2 separate regions of the Homo sapiens genome follow, and region 1 is linked to region 2. A link is an interaction called in ENCODE POLR2A ChIA-PET data of the cell type or tissue named here. Cell type or tissue: endothelial cell of umbilical vein. All regions are shown on one strand. Links, peaks and the distances in the headings refer to the core of each region. The heading gives the core; the rest is flanking DNA.

Region 1 (5,000 bases), core at 1-5,000, 270 kb after region 2:
CAGACATATACACCAAAAATATTTTCTCCCATTCTATGGATTCTCTTCTAACTTTCTTGATTATGTTCTTTGAAGCATATTTTTTAAAATTTTTGATTAAGAATAATTTATCAGTTGGGGATGGTGTGCTTATTTTTATGTCTTTTTTTTTAAACATGACTTAATTCAAGGTTGTAAAGATTTTCACCGATGTTTTTTCTAGAATTTTTATAGTTTCAGCTCTTGTATTTCAGTCTTTTATCCATTTGAGTTTATTTTTTATGTGGTGTAGGGTAGCAGTCCAACTTTGTTCTTTTGCATGTGGGTATGCAGTTGTCCCAGCACCATTTGTTGAAAAGACTATTCTTTCCCCATTGTTAAAAAGCAATTGCCCATAAATGTATTTCATTCCATGGAGTTCATTAAATGCATTCTATGTGTTCTATTGACCCATATGCCTCCCCTCACGCCAGTGCCACAGAGTCTTGATTCCTGTAGCTTTGTAGCAGGGTTTGAATTAGAATGGTGAATCTTCTAACTTTGATCTTCTTTTACAAGACTTTTTTCTTTTTCTTTTTCCTTTTCTGAGAGAGTGTCTCACTCTATCGCCCAGACTGGATCACAGTGGCACAATCTCAGCTCACTGCAACCTCTGCCTACCAGGCTCAAGCAATTCTCCTGCCTTAGCCTCCCAAGTAGCTAGGATTACAGGAAAGCACCACTATCACCTGGCTAATTTTTGTATTTTTAATAGAGATGGGCTTTCTCCATGTTGGCCAGGCTGGTCTTGAACTCCTGACCTCAAGTGATCCACCTTCCTCGGCCTCCCAAGGTGCTTGGATTACAGGCGTGAGCCACCACACGCGGCCACAAGACTTTTTTGACTATTCTGGGTGACTTGCATTTCTATATGATTTTAGAATCCCCATATCAATTTCTACAGAACACCCAGCTGGGATTTTGACAGTAATTACATTTAATCTGCACCAATTTGAGGGTACTGCAGTCATAACAATATTAAGTCTTTCAACCCATGAACACAGGACGTGTTTCCATTTCTTTAGATATTTTTTAATACCTTTCAACAATGTTTTGTAGTTTTCAGAGTAGACATTTTACATTTCTTTAGCTAACTTTATTCTTAAGTATTGTATTATTTTTGATGCGATTGTCAGTGGAATAATTTTCTTAGTTTCATTTTCAGATTGCTCATAGCTAGTGTATAAAAGTATAATTGATTTCTATATGTTGATATCATCTTATTACGGCTGAGCTCAAGATCAAGGGAAGTTGGGTTCCTGAATCACCATCTGGAAAAATGCCTGCCAAACAAATACAGTCAAGCATCACAAGAGCAAGAAATAAACTCATCTTGTGTTAGGCATTGTGATTCGGGTTTACCTGCATAGAAGCTGCCATCCCCTTAACTAATACAATGTCCAATATAAATGCCACTTCCTTTCTTGATCACTCTCTCCCTAAATTAGGAGCCCTCCCTTGATTCTCTTTCTTCTTATTTGTTTTCTCCTTAGGCTTATTAAAACTTGTAATTCTTTAGCTACTGTGTCATTCCTATAATGTCTTCCCATAAAGGCAGAGACGATGTCAACCTCCTTCATCACCCTATCGCCTTCTTTATACAGCATCTAAACATTAGGCAGGTGTGCGGTAAATGCTTATTGAGTACATGAACACATATTTTTCTCTTGTGGCTTGGCTTCTGCTGCCACACTTTGAGCTCTTCCTTAGTGCTACGCAATGGCTCAGGGCTTCATGTGCATCGCATCTTACTGAACCCTCTTGGCAGCCTTCTGAGAGAGCTATTAGTGTTCCCATCCCACAGTCCGGGAATGGGGGCACCAGAGAAGTGAGATCGCCTCCCTGCTGGTACTTAGCTATTATAATAAGCAATAGAGTCAGAATTTAAACAAAAAAGTGAATGCATTCTTCCACAAGACATCCTCTCAATCACTCTGCAATTAAATTTCTTGGCCATTTCCATAAGAAGATCCACTTCTGTGGACAGCCCTTTAGCTACTCCAAGTCTATCCAGGCAATGAGTGCAGATCTGAGAGTCTGGGGTCCTCATAGGTGCTGAGGTCCCAGCTAGAGACCATCCAGTGGAAAATATGGTGGCTGGAGAGTAGAGGGGTTGCCTGAGCACAATGAGGAACTTTTCTCTCTTTGCTTCCCCTTTGAATCTCTTGGTTTAGCTTACATATGAGGAAACTGAGGCTCAAAGAGGCTAAATAACATACCATAGGTCACACAGCTAGTGCATGGCACAGCTTGGGCTAGAACCCAGGTCTAATTTAACTTCCCTCTCCTGTCCCCACGATCCTGCATAAACAGGTGTGTCCGGATCGGATGTGTCACTTAGAGGTAGAGGAACAGCCACACTCAGAACGTCCTCAGAGGATTTGCTGGCTGCCAGTCTGGAATATGCCTTTTGCAAATATATTTTTAAAGTTTTGCACAAGAGCAGAATATGAAATACTCATATATAAATATCTCCCTCTCTGCTCTGTTTCCAATGCCACATTCACCCTGATTTATGGAAGCATTTCCTTGCAATAAGATATGCTGGAAAGTTTGAGTTTGGCTCAAGAAGAAGTGGAGTATGTTAATTTCAAGGCAAATTAATTAAAATGCAATTCAAGCTCTTTGGAAATAACACAGAAACAGTCTTCAATGCTTGGTGTTCATCCAGACAGAAACAGGCCCTTGTGCCTTTGGCCGGCATGGAGACAACCTCACTTTGTCTCATTTTCATCTTAGACTTTTGATTTCATCCTTCAAGGAGCTCAGCTCTGAGTATCATCTAGCAATTTTGTCATTAGTATTCCGGTCTTTTCACCTTTTCAATATTAAACACAGAGACTACTGAGTCAGGTGGCACTTTAATCAGGGTCCCAGCAAGAATCAGATGGTATATATTAAAAGAAGGTAATTTGAGGAAAGTTTAACACAGGGAATTCCAAAGGTGTAGGCAGAATTTAAGGAAGCCAACAAGGGATAGTGCAGAACCCCCAGGTAGTATCACAGTGGCTGTTACCACCTGCAGATCTACAGGAGGATGGCCAGGGTGACAGGTGCTAGAACCCAGAGAAGGAAGCTACAGAACGAGGGTCATGTGACAAGAGCTATGGCCTTTGGCAGAGGTGCTAGGCAGAAATAAGGCTGAGGGAACAATGCCCCGATCTCATTTCTGCCACCCTCTGATCCTCTGCCATGCCTCCCACTGGCCAAACCCAAGCAGAAAGTGGGAAGTTGGGAAGCCACCAATGCAGCCTGTGCAAGGCAGCCTCCTGGGGCACAGGACAGGGTGAGAAGGTGAAAACTGGATCCAAAGGGCCCACGGAGGACATCCAACACAGGTGGCCTCATCTTTGTCGCTTTCTAGATGTGTATCCTCAACACAGGACTTAACCTCTGTGACTCAGTCTTCTCTTCTGGCAAATGAAGATCACAATGGCCCCGACACTAGAAACTTTGCTGTGAGGATGGACAGAGCAGCCCTTCAGCCATTCATGGCTGCTGTCAATATACCCCCCTGGTCATTCATAGGACTCCATGGGTTGGGAGTATCAAAGTCTTAGTTATTGAAAAAGAGCTCACGTCTTGGTCCCTTCTTCCCATGTCCACGTGAAAACACCTTGAGATCTCAAAACCACATACCCCACACACCACGGGATGATAAAAACAACAACAATGACATAAATAATATAACTACCCACAATTATTACAGGGGTTAAATGAGCTGATGATGCATATTTAGCACTTGGAACAGCATGTGAACCAAAGTAAATGTGGTAGACTGAAAAACATGGCCCTGAGTTTTCACAGCCTTAGAAATGAGATGTTGCATCTCCTCCCAGGAAGTTACAGGTAAATTCTATTTTCCCACCCCCTGCATCTGAGCTCGTTTTTGGCTGCTTTAACCAAATAGAAAGTAGCACAAGTGATGGTGCAACAGACTTGAATCCAGGCCTCAAAAGGCCTTGTTCCCTCTCTCTAGAACTCTGCACCTACAAGTGGGCAGCCCAGCCAGCTTGCTGCAGGAGGAGAGGCCATGCAAAGCACAGGTCAGCTGTCCATGCTCAGGCCTCTCCCACCCAGACCAACTAGCCCCACGCAATCCAGAAGACAACCACAGATGCCAGAAGAACCACCCAGATAGTCCCAGCACAAACTGCTGTAAAATTACGAATTAAACAAAGGTATTGTTTTAAACTGCTCTGTTTCTAAGCTGTTTGTTATGCAGTAAAAGCTAATTTATACAGGAAGTATTCAATAATTGCTAGCAGTTATTATTATTGCTGTGATTTTATTAGTAGCAGAATTAATCAGGCTGCTTGGACCCTGAGTCATCCATTCCCCCACAAATATTTGTACAGCTCTTCAGAGCCATGGACTTTCCCTGTATCATCTCATTCAATCTTCATAACAACCCTTCTAGGTAGGATTGTGATTCCCATGCTACAGCTGGAGGAACTGGGCTTCAGCAAGGAGACTTGATGCTGGTCCAGGAGGTAGAAGAGTCAGACAGGCCAAAGTCTAAGGCTGTCATCGCTGGGTCTCTTGGGATGGTCATTTTTACATTGCCTGGATTTTCTCTAAAATGTGACACTATCTGAATATCATTTGATTTTAATCACCTTGTTACAGTATAACCCTGTTACAGGATGGATAGTTGTATCTGCCCAGTGGGTTCACCTTGCCTACTGCCTAGATAGAGCCAGTTTATCAAGACAAGGGAATTGCAGTAGAGAAAGAGTAATTCACACAGAGCCGGCACGGCGGGAGACTGGAGTTTTATTATTACTCAAGTCAGTTTTCCTGAGAAGTTGAGGATCAGAGTTCTTAAAGATAATTTGGTGGGTAGGGGCTTGGGAAGTGGGGAGTGCTGATTGGTCAGGTTGGAGATGGAATCATAGGGGGTCAAAGTGGGGTTTAATTGCTGTCTTTTGTTCCTGGATAGGATCACAGATCTGGGTGAGCCACATTACAGGTCTGGGTGG
Region 2 (8,147 bases), core at 329-5,328:
CCAACAGGTGCTGCCAGGACACGACTCAATGTCTGGGTCGGGTGGACAGGAACGTGCTGTGGGCCCCGGCCCTTTGCTGTAAGCCTTCGCAGGTGCCGTTCATTCTGCCCGGGACGCGTCTCTGGCCTTTCTGAACGGGTGTTGCCTCCTCAGGAGCCCAGCTGACTCGTCTCACTGACTCCCCCTGCAGCCCTCTCCACCATCTGGAATTAGCTCCCCTGTATCTTCCACTGCTTCCTCGACATCTGACTCACTGCAGTGGGTTCTAAGCTGCAGGAGGACAAGGGCCTTATTCCTCTGCTCACCAGTCTGCCCTCAGCAGCCACCGCTGGCACTCAGTGTGTTTTCAATAATCGTGTGTGGCTGAGATGCAGGCGGGAAGCAGAAGGAAGCCTTGTCTGCCACCATCAGGCCGTGTTGTAAGTGCAGGTGGCCCTGGGCTGCAAGTTTTCAACGGGGACATTAATCCCAAAGCGACGTCCTCGAGCATCCTTCTATTCTGCAGCACTGCACTGTGCTACGAAAGAGCCGGGACAGAAGGCCAGGTTGCAACCCAAGTCCTTCCATTTTTACTGTAGAACCTGGGGCCGAGTGATGAACCATCTTTAAGGCTTGGCCTCCTCATCTGTAAAGTGGGTCTGAGAGCAGTGCCACAGGGCTGCGTAGCCCTGAAGATAGCCCCGGAAGTAGGGTACTGAAATACCTACTCAGGACACCCCAAGGAAGTGCCCAGTCAACACCCAGCCAGAGAACAAACTGGGCAGTGCAAGTAACTCAGCTCTGGAAGGCTCCCCCTAGTATTTTACTAATAACTAACACTTAAACATTGCTGTCAGATCACAAATATTGTAAGCAAACATCACTCTGCCGTTGCTTGCACAATGAATGAGTGCAAGGCTGGCGATTTGGGGAGCCCATCTCAGTCATCAGTTCTCTCCCTGCAGGGACATTGTTTCACATGGCAGGGTTGTCACCTCAAATGCCTTCAAGAGCATGCAGGTACCCAAAGGAAGGAGGCAGCAGGGGTTAGGTATGACCTTGCTCCCAACCAAGGACACCAAAAAATTGAAAACACAGTGGTCACTCAATAAAATCTATCTCCAGGTCATCCTACAGGCTAGCACTTTGCAACTCTGATACATTGCATGGGGACACTTGATTACTGGTGACAATTCCAAATGAGATTATTTCAGGTCCCCAAACCCTTATTTGAAACCCCTGGGGCCAGATGCATGCATAATTCAGAAGTGTCATGGGTCGTGGAAGGTAACATGGTGCACAGACCCCACATAATATAACTCCCCACAGGGTTTGGGGCAGCCTTTCACGAACAGTTCTGCAGGGAGTGTTTCAGCATTCAAGCTAAGAGGGAGAAACTGAGATTAAAGACAGTCTCACGCATGTTCAGGGTAGCAAGTTTCGCTGCCAGTTGAGCTTTTATTATTTTTTTATTAGATTTTCACGTTTGGGATATTGGAATTGCTGAAAAGAGATTGTGGATCTGTGAGGCCAGGTTCTTAGTCTCTCAGGCAGACCCTGATGCACCGGCTGCCTCTAGTGTCCCTCTGTCCGTTTCCCCGTGGCCTGGGGAAGAGGCTCCCTTGTCCTCCCGTGTCCAGTGCCACGCCACCTCCTCTGTTCTTCTTCCCTCATCAGTGGCCTTCCCATCCAGGCTTCTGAGAGCTGCGGAGATTTTTTCCTCTCTGCATATCTTGCAGTGTTCAGACTCTCAGCGCCAAGGCCAGTTTAGCTGCTAATTGAGCGGAACAGCACCAGATGAGCCAACTGATATTTGATGAGCAAAGGCGGATTCCACGCTGGATCACCAGTGAGCCACGGTGATGGGGGCTAGACTTGCGTCCGATGAGCAAAGGCGGGTTCCACGCTGGATCACCAGTGAGCCACGGTGATGGGGGCTAGACTTGCGTCCGATGAGCAAAGGCGGGTTCCACGCTGGATCACCAGTGAGCCACGGTGATGGGGGCTAGACTTGCGTCCGATGAGCAAAGGCGGGTTCCACGCTGGATCACCAGTGAGCCACGGTGATGGGGGCTAGACTTGCGTCCGATGAGCAAAGGCGGGTTCCACGCTGGATCACCAGTGAGCCACGGTGATGGAGGCTAGACTTGCATCTTCTGACTCCTACTTTGGGGTGTTTTTCTCTAAGCTGCAAGAGGCTCAAGAAAAAAAAAAAAAAGCCCGGGTATCCGGCAGAGGACAGCACGCCAAGGCTGAATCTGGAGAGGAGACGCGTGGCCCCAATCCACTTCCATCTTACAGACCTCTGTTCTTTGGCAACCCTTCTTCCTGAAAGTGAAAATCCCTTTTGTCTGTGGGAAAAACCTCATAAAAAAAAAAAAAAAAAAAAGCCCAACTGAAAAACACATTGGTTTCTATTCATAATTGGGGGTGGGGGGGGGGAAGGAATTTCACACAGATTCAACACATACATGAAAAATAAAAAGAACCAGTGACTCAGAGGCTGACGTGTTTCCCATTTCCTAATAGCCTTAATTTTTTAGGTCACTGCTCAGCTATTCAAAGACTGTCTCATTTAAAGATGATTTATTTATCAAGGACATTGGGAGAAGCCCAGTGAGTGTTGAATCCAAAAATGCCACAAGCAGGCCCCTCTCTGCTCACAAACAGAATGGCAACTGCCTATTTCTCTAGTTGTTTCCAAAGAGCCGCCATGTTCAGAAACCTCAAAGTGGTGAAGACAGGTGGAAAATGGTGAATATTTTGAATTTCTTCCCTACAGATAGGAAGCGGGGAATCAGAAGAAGAGGAACCAATTTCAAAACAGACAAAGCTGGGGCCTGACTAGAATTTCCAGCCACTCTTTCTGCATGGCATGTTCTGGCAAGGTCTGTGCAAAATGAAGAAACCTTCGAATAAATTTCATTCCGCGGTAAAATACAATCTCAAGGCCTGAGGAATTTGGAGAGATTTGGAACTTTTGACCCCTTGGCTAGGTCTGTCCGTCCAACAAGTGTGAAGGAGGAGGTCAGCTCCAGCTCCCAGTCAACCATTTAGGTCAGAGAATGATTTCACCAAGTCAGCAAGGTTTGCCACTGTCAGCTGCAAACCTCCACAGTGGAATGAGTGGCATGGGTGCAGCCCTCTTTGCTCTTGTCAATGAAAACCTACTCCGTTGACAACAGGGTAGAGAATAATGGCAACAGAGAATATGACTGGGGGATTAGCACCTTCAGAGGCTGCAGGGCAGGACTTGACATGAATAAGCCAACTCCTCTTATGGATTGAATTCTGTCCCCCCAAAAAAGCATTGAAGTCCTAACCCCCGATACCTGTGAATGTGGCCCTATGTGGAAATAAGGCCTTATGTAGATGATCAGCTTGAGACAGTGTCACAGGGTGGTGGGCCTCCTAGGTATGACTGGGTCCTTATAGAAGGGGGAATCTGGATGCAGAGATGGACATGCACAGAGGGGAGGCGATGTGAAGACTGGGAGGAGACGGTGCTCTAGGAACCACGGAACCCCTGAGGCTACCAGGAACTGGAGCGAGGCCTGCAGCAAAGTGTCCCTCGAGCCCCAGAAGGAACCAGCCCTGCCGACACCTCCATCTCAGACTCGTGGCCTCCAGAACATGGGAGAATAAATTTCTGTGGTTCTAAGCCACCTGGTTTATGGCCCTTTGTTGTGACCGCCCCAGCAAACTCTTATACCCGCACTGTGTGAGGTGGGTGTCTCATTATCCCCATGTCATGAACACAGTGCTAGAGAGAAATGCTACAGAAACCAGAGGTTCAAACAGCAGGTGAATAACACCGTCAAGATTTGAACTCAACTCTCTGTGACCATAAAGCTCCAATTCATCACCACATCACTCCAAGGTCCTTGTGAGTTGTGTCTCAGGAGGGGACATCTGCTTCAACCCCCTCAATGTATGAAGGAAGTCAAGGATACCAAAGAGGTCAAAGATCACACTCAACATCACCCAGCCCATCAGCAGTCAAGTTGACGTTGGGGACACAGCTCACTGCCGGGGCTCCATCCCCTCTCCTAGCTGGCCCTCATCATGTTGGCCAGGGAGCCACTCTCAGCCAGGCAAGGAAAGAGCACTTTTCGGTCTGGAGTTATAGGTGGTGCCCCAGGGGTGCTCGCTCCATCAGAAGGGCAGGGGGCAGAGCAGGGGTGGTTCTGAGTGGAAGTGCAGGCCATGGCCCCCACCATACCAGGTTTCTTTCTCTGGGGCATGCATGCCGGGGAGGGACACAGTGAACTGGGGGACAGAACACCTAGAAGAGTGAGGACACTTATTTCCAGAGCATTAGTTTGCTCCATGGTGAGTTGTTGCAAATATTTTTACACTGAAACAATCATCATAACTGATCTCAGAATTATACTTAGCTGCTGATAATAGAGACCTAAAATACAAGTGGCTCACATGAATTGGGAGTTCCTTCTTTATGTGAAGGAATGGTGACCCCTTGGTGTCATCAATACCCGAGCTTATTTTCCTTTCTGCTCCACCATCCAAAACATGTCGCTTCACTTAGAGATTGCCTCATTAGCACAAAATGGCTGCTGAAGTGCTTGTCATCACATCCGGGCAGGAGGAAGGAGGAAGGGGTGAGAGGAATCTTCCAGGCGAATTAGTTCTTCTTAAAGAGCCTTCCTGGAAACCCCTACATATTGACTTCGGCATGTTGGTCATGTCTATATGCAAAGGAGTTTGGGAAGTGTTTTTAGATAGGCATCCAATTATTAAGTGATTCTTTGTTGTTCAGTGATTAACCGTCAAAGCACCCAATAATTAAGAGATTCTGTAAATGAGGGAGAAAAATGGACATTGAGTAGGCAAATAACGTGTCTACGACAGCAATAGATTATCAGCATAAAAAATGGTGTGCATTTCCAAGATAAACCCTATGACTTGGGAATGAATTTAGGTTTATGATAGTCTGCTTTCGTCTGGGAACTCCTGGTAACCATATGCTTTCCCCTATATGCACTATTAGCACAGTGTGAAACACTGAGAAACCCTACATAGGCAAGCTAAATAACCTGACCAAGGTTATCCACTTAAGCAGTGGCTGAGCTGGGATTTGAACCTGCATTTCCTCAGACCAAGGAGACAGTTCCCACATTTAAGAAAATGATCATGTTTTATACTGCGGTATCCATATAGGAAGGGGCCATTGCAAGAGCTCAAATAACTTTGATTAGAAAATAAGACTGACCGGGCACAGTGGCTCATGCCTCTAATCCCAGCACTTTGGGAGGCTGAGGCAGGCGGGTCACTTGAGGTCAGGAGTTCGAGACCAGCCTGGCCAACATGGTGATACCCTGTCTCTACTAAAAATAAAAAATTAGCCGGGCATGGTTGTGGGTGCCTGTAATCCCACCTGCTCGGGAGGCTGAGGCAGGAGAATCTCTTGAACCTGGGAGGTGGAGGCTGCAGTGAGCTGAGATCGTGCTACTGCACTCCAGTCTGGGTGACAGAGTGAGACCCCGTCTCAAAATAAATAAATAAATAAAATAGAAAATAAGACTAAGACTGCACTTGGGGGTTCCGATTGAGACAACCAGGTAGGAAGGGAGGGTACAGAGGAAGGAAGACCCCGTGTGGGATGACCACCAGGCACCTGCAGCTTTGGTGATTCCCGAGAGAGACGAGGCAGAGACGGGTGAGAAACATAGAGACATTTACCAAAATGAAATTTTAAAAGAGAGGAAGTTTACTTAAACCTCTTAGAGTTATCCCTCCACAAATAAGTAACCCTTCCAAGCCACAGCATCCTGATAAATTTCCCTTGGAGCTGCCTCAGGAAAAGGTCAGAGCTGATGGTGGGGCTGAGCATGCACGCAAACCCCATCCCTGCTGCTCTGGTCCTCCCAGCTGGACTGGGCACAAGGCGGTCCCCTCGGTGGGTCTCAGGAATGTAGGCAAAGGAATGATTTTGTCCAACCTGAGGGCCTTCTTTATATCCATGACTTAATTTTTGTTCTATTTAATTACAATAGCAATGGTGTTTCTTATGAAGAACAATCCAACCAAGATCTCAGAATGCCAAGTGCAATAGTCCTACCAGTCCACATCCGCAGAGGGCCCATTTTGGATCCAAGTGCAGGGACAGGGATGCATTCCATGGCATTTACATGCAGATCTCATCTCAACGGACCTGGGCCTCCTCCAGGGTGGGGCCCCTCCCTTGTTCTTCCCATGAGCCCCAACCTCTGTGATTGGCCTCTGGCTGATTAGTCAAGAACAGGAGCACTGAGGGTGGTGTATTAGTCAGAGTTTTCTAGAGGGGTACAACTAATAGAATATATGTATATATGAAAGGGAGTTTATTAAGGAGAATTGACTCTTATGATCACAGGGTAAAGGCCCACGAAAGCCTGTCTACAAACTGAGGAGCTGAGAAGCCAGTGGTGAATCACTCTTAGTCCCAAAACCTCCAAAGTAGGGAAGCCGACCGTGCAGCCTTCGGTCTGTGACCAAAGGCCCGAGAGCCCCTGGCAAATCACTGGTGTAAGCACAAGAGTCCAAAAGCTGGATAACTTGGAGTCTGATGTTCGAGGGCAGTAAGCATCCAGCACGGGAGAAAGATGGAGGCCACAAGACTCAGCAAGTCTGCTTTATTCTAGCTGCACTGGCAATGGATTAGATAGTCCCCACCCACACTGAGGGTGGGTCTGCTTCACCCAGTCCACTGACTCAAATGTTAATCTCCTTTGACAACACCTTTACAGACACGCCCAGGGACAATACTTTGCATCCTTCAATCCAATCTGGTTGACACTTAATATTAACCATCAGAGGTGGCTCTGGGTGTGTGTCCTGAGCTGTGCAAGTGGTGCCTGTCACTCCTGGCCATTCTGCACCTCTGTTTCAGGGAGGGTGGTGCTCTAACTCTCCTCCTCCCACCAGTCTTTCTCTTATTTATTGAGCAAATGCTAAGTGGCAGGCTCTGGCCCGAGCACTGGGAGCACACATCCTATTCAGCCTTTTCCACCAACCGCCAGGTGGGTGCCATTATTACCCCAGTTTAGAAACAAGACTCGTTAGCTTCAGGACAGCTGTGTGTCTTGCCCAAGGTCAAACTCCAGCAAGGACAGAAATCTGAGATGCTGCTTTGGGCCTGCCTGGCCCTAGAGCCCCAGCTGTGAAGCCTGCGGTCCACTTTGGGTGCCAGCCGTTTGAGGGGAATGGGAGTAGCTTCCAGGGGGTGGCTGAGCCCATCTTGTGTCCTTAGAATAAATTAGCAGGAAGTAGCTGCACTAGAAAACCAATGTTTCTGTAAGCAGGAGACCAAAGAGGGCCCCCTCTCCATCCTCTTTCTTTCCCTGGGGTGTTCTTCTTTGCTCCATTGGGCGATCGTATCGTGAGCTGCAAGGGTCAGGAAGCCACACTCTGAAGCCATCTAACGGCCGCGTCCGGGCCTCCAGGCCTCCCTCCCTGCCTCCATTCTCCTCCCTGGGCACCTGTGTGGCCCCCAAGTCTCCTCTCCACTCTCCCCACTTGAAGCTGAGCTGCGGGCCCCTCCCAGGTCTCTCAGGATGGACCTCGCCAAGCCCCTCCAAGCGTCCTGAAGGCTCCACTGCCTCTCTTGCCGAGGGCCTTGGCGAGCACATCATGCCTGGCTTTGCTGAGCAGAGATGGATTGAACCTTTAGTCTCGGGCAGGTGCTCTGTTCCCAGAACCTCAAAGTTACCCCAACCTGTCTATGCTGGACTCTTGGCCAAGGGCCCACAAGGAAGCCCTCAAGGAAGTCTTGATGTTGTAGTTGGGGGGATAAGAGCTGACCCCAAAATCTAGAGAAAGGCCCACAGGGCCAGAAGCAGGGTGAGGGGTGGCACCCAGGAGGCCTTTGGGGTGGAGCCCTACAGGACAGAAGAGTTCGGCCCTGTGCACATGCTTAGAAGGGATGGGAGGAAAATTCTGGAGGTGTGAGGATGCTTGAAGGAAGGCAGGGGTGAGGTGTGAGGACCCTGAGAGAAGACAGGGGTGAGGCGTGAGGACCCCTGAGAGAAGGCAGGGGTGAGGCGTGAGGACCCCTGAGAGAAGGCAGGGGTGAGGCGTGAGGACCCCTGAGAGAAGGCAGGGGTGAGTGTGAGGACCCCTGAGAGAAGGCAGGGGTGAGGTGTGGGGACCATTGAGAGAAGGCAGGAACT

The links. ChIA-PET counts read pairs that join two places held together with the same protein. Peaks named below come from ENCODE experiments on the same cell type or tissue, not always from the same donor. Only the 100,000 strongest peaks of a DNase experiment are listed, where the experiment ranks them.
Region 1: POLR2A ChIA-PET joins it to region 2 with 9 read pairs; 2 of 35 experiments call an interaction of 5 or more read pairs at or near these places.

Annotation. Positions count from the first base shown.
Region 1 is chr16:87,104,734-87,109,733 of GRCh38, forward strand. No RefSeq gene overlaps it. Among named protein-coding and RNA genes, the nearest start is that of LINC02181, 49 kb to the left of the region's middle. In endothelial cell of umbilical vein, for the core only: no CTCF peak of the experiment used is centred there; no DNase peak of the experiment used is centred there; H3K27me3 peaks cover 342 bases.
Region 2 is chr16:86,834,451-86,842,597 of GRCh38, forward strand. No RefSeq gene overlaps it. Among named protein-coding and RNA genes, the nearest start is that of LINC02188, 120 kb to the left of the region's middle. In endothelial cell of umbilical vein, for the core only: no CTCF peak of the experiment used is centred there; a DNase peak (open chromatin) is centred at 2,401; H3K27ac peaks cover 1,795 bases.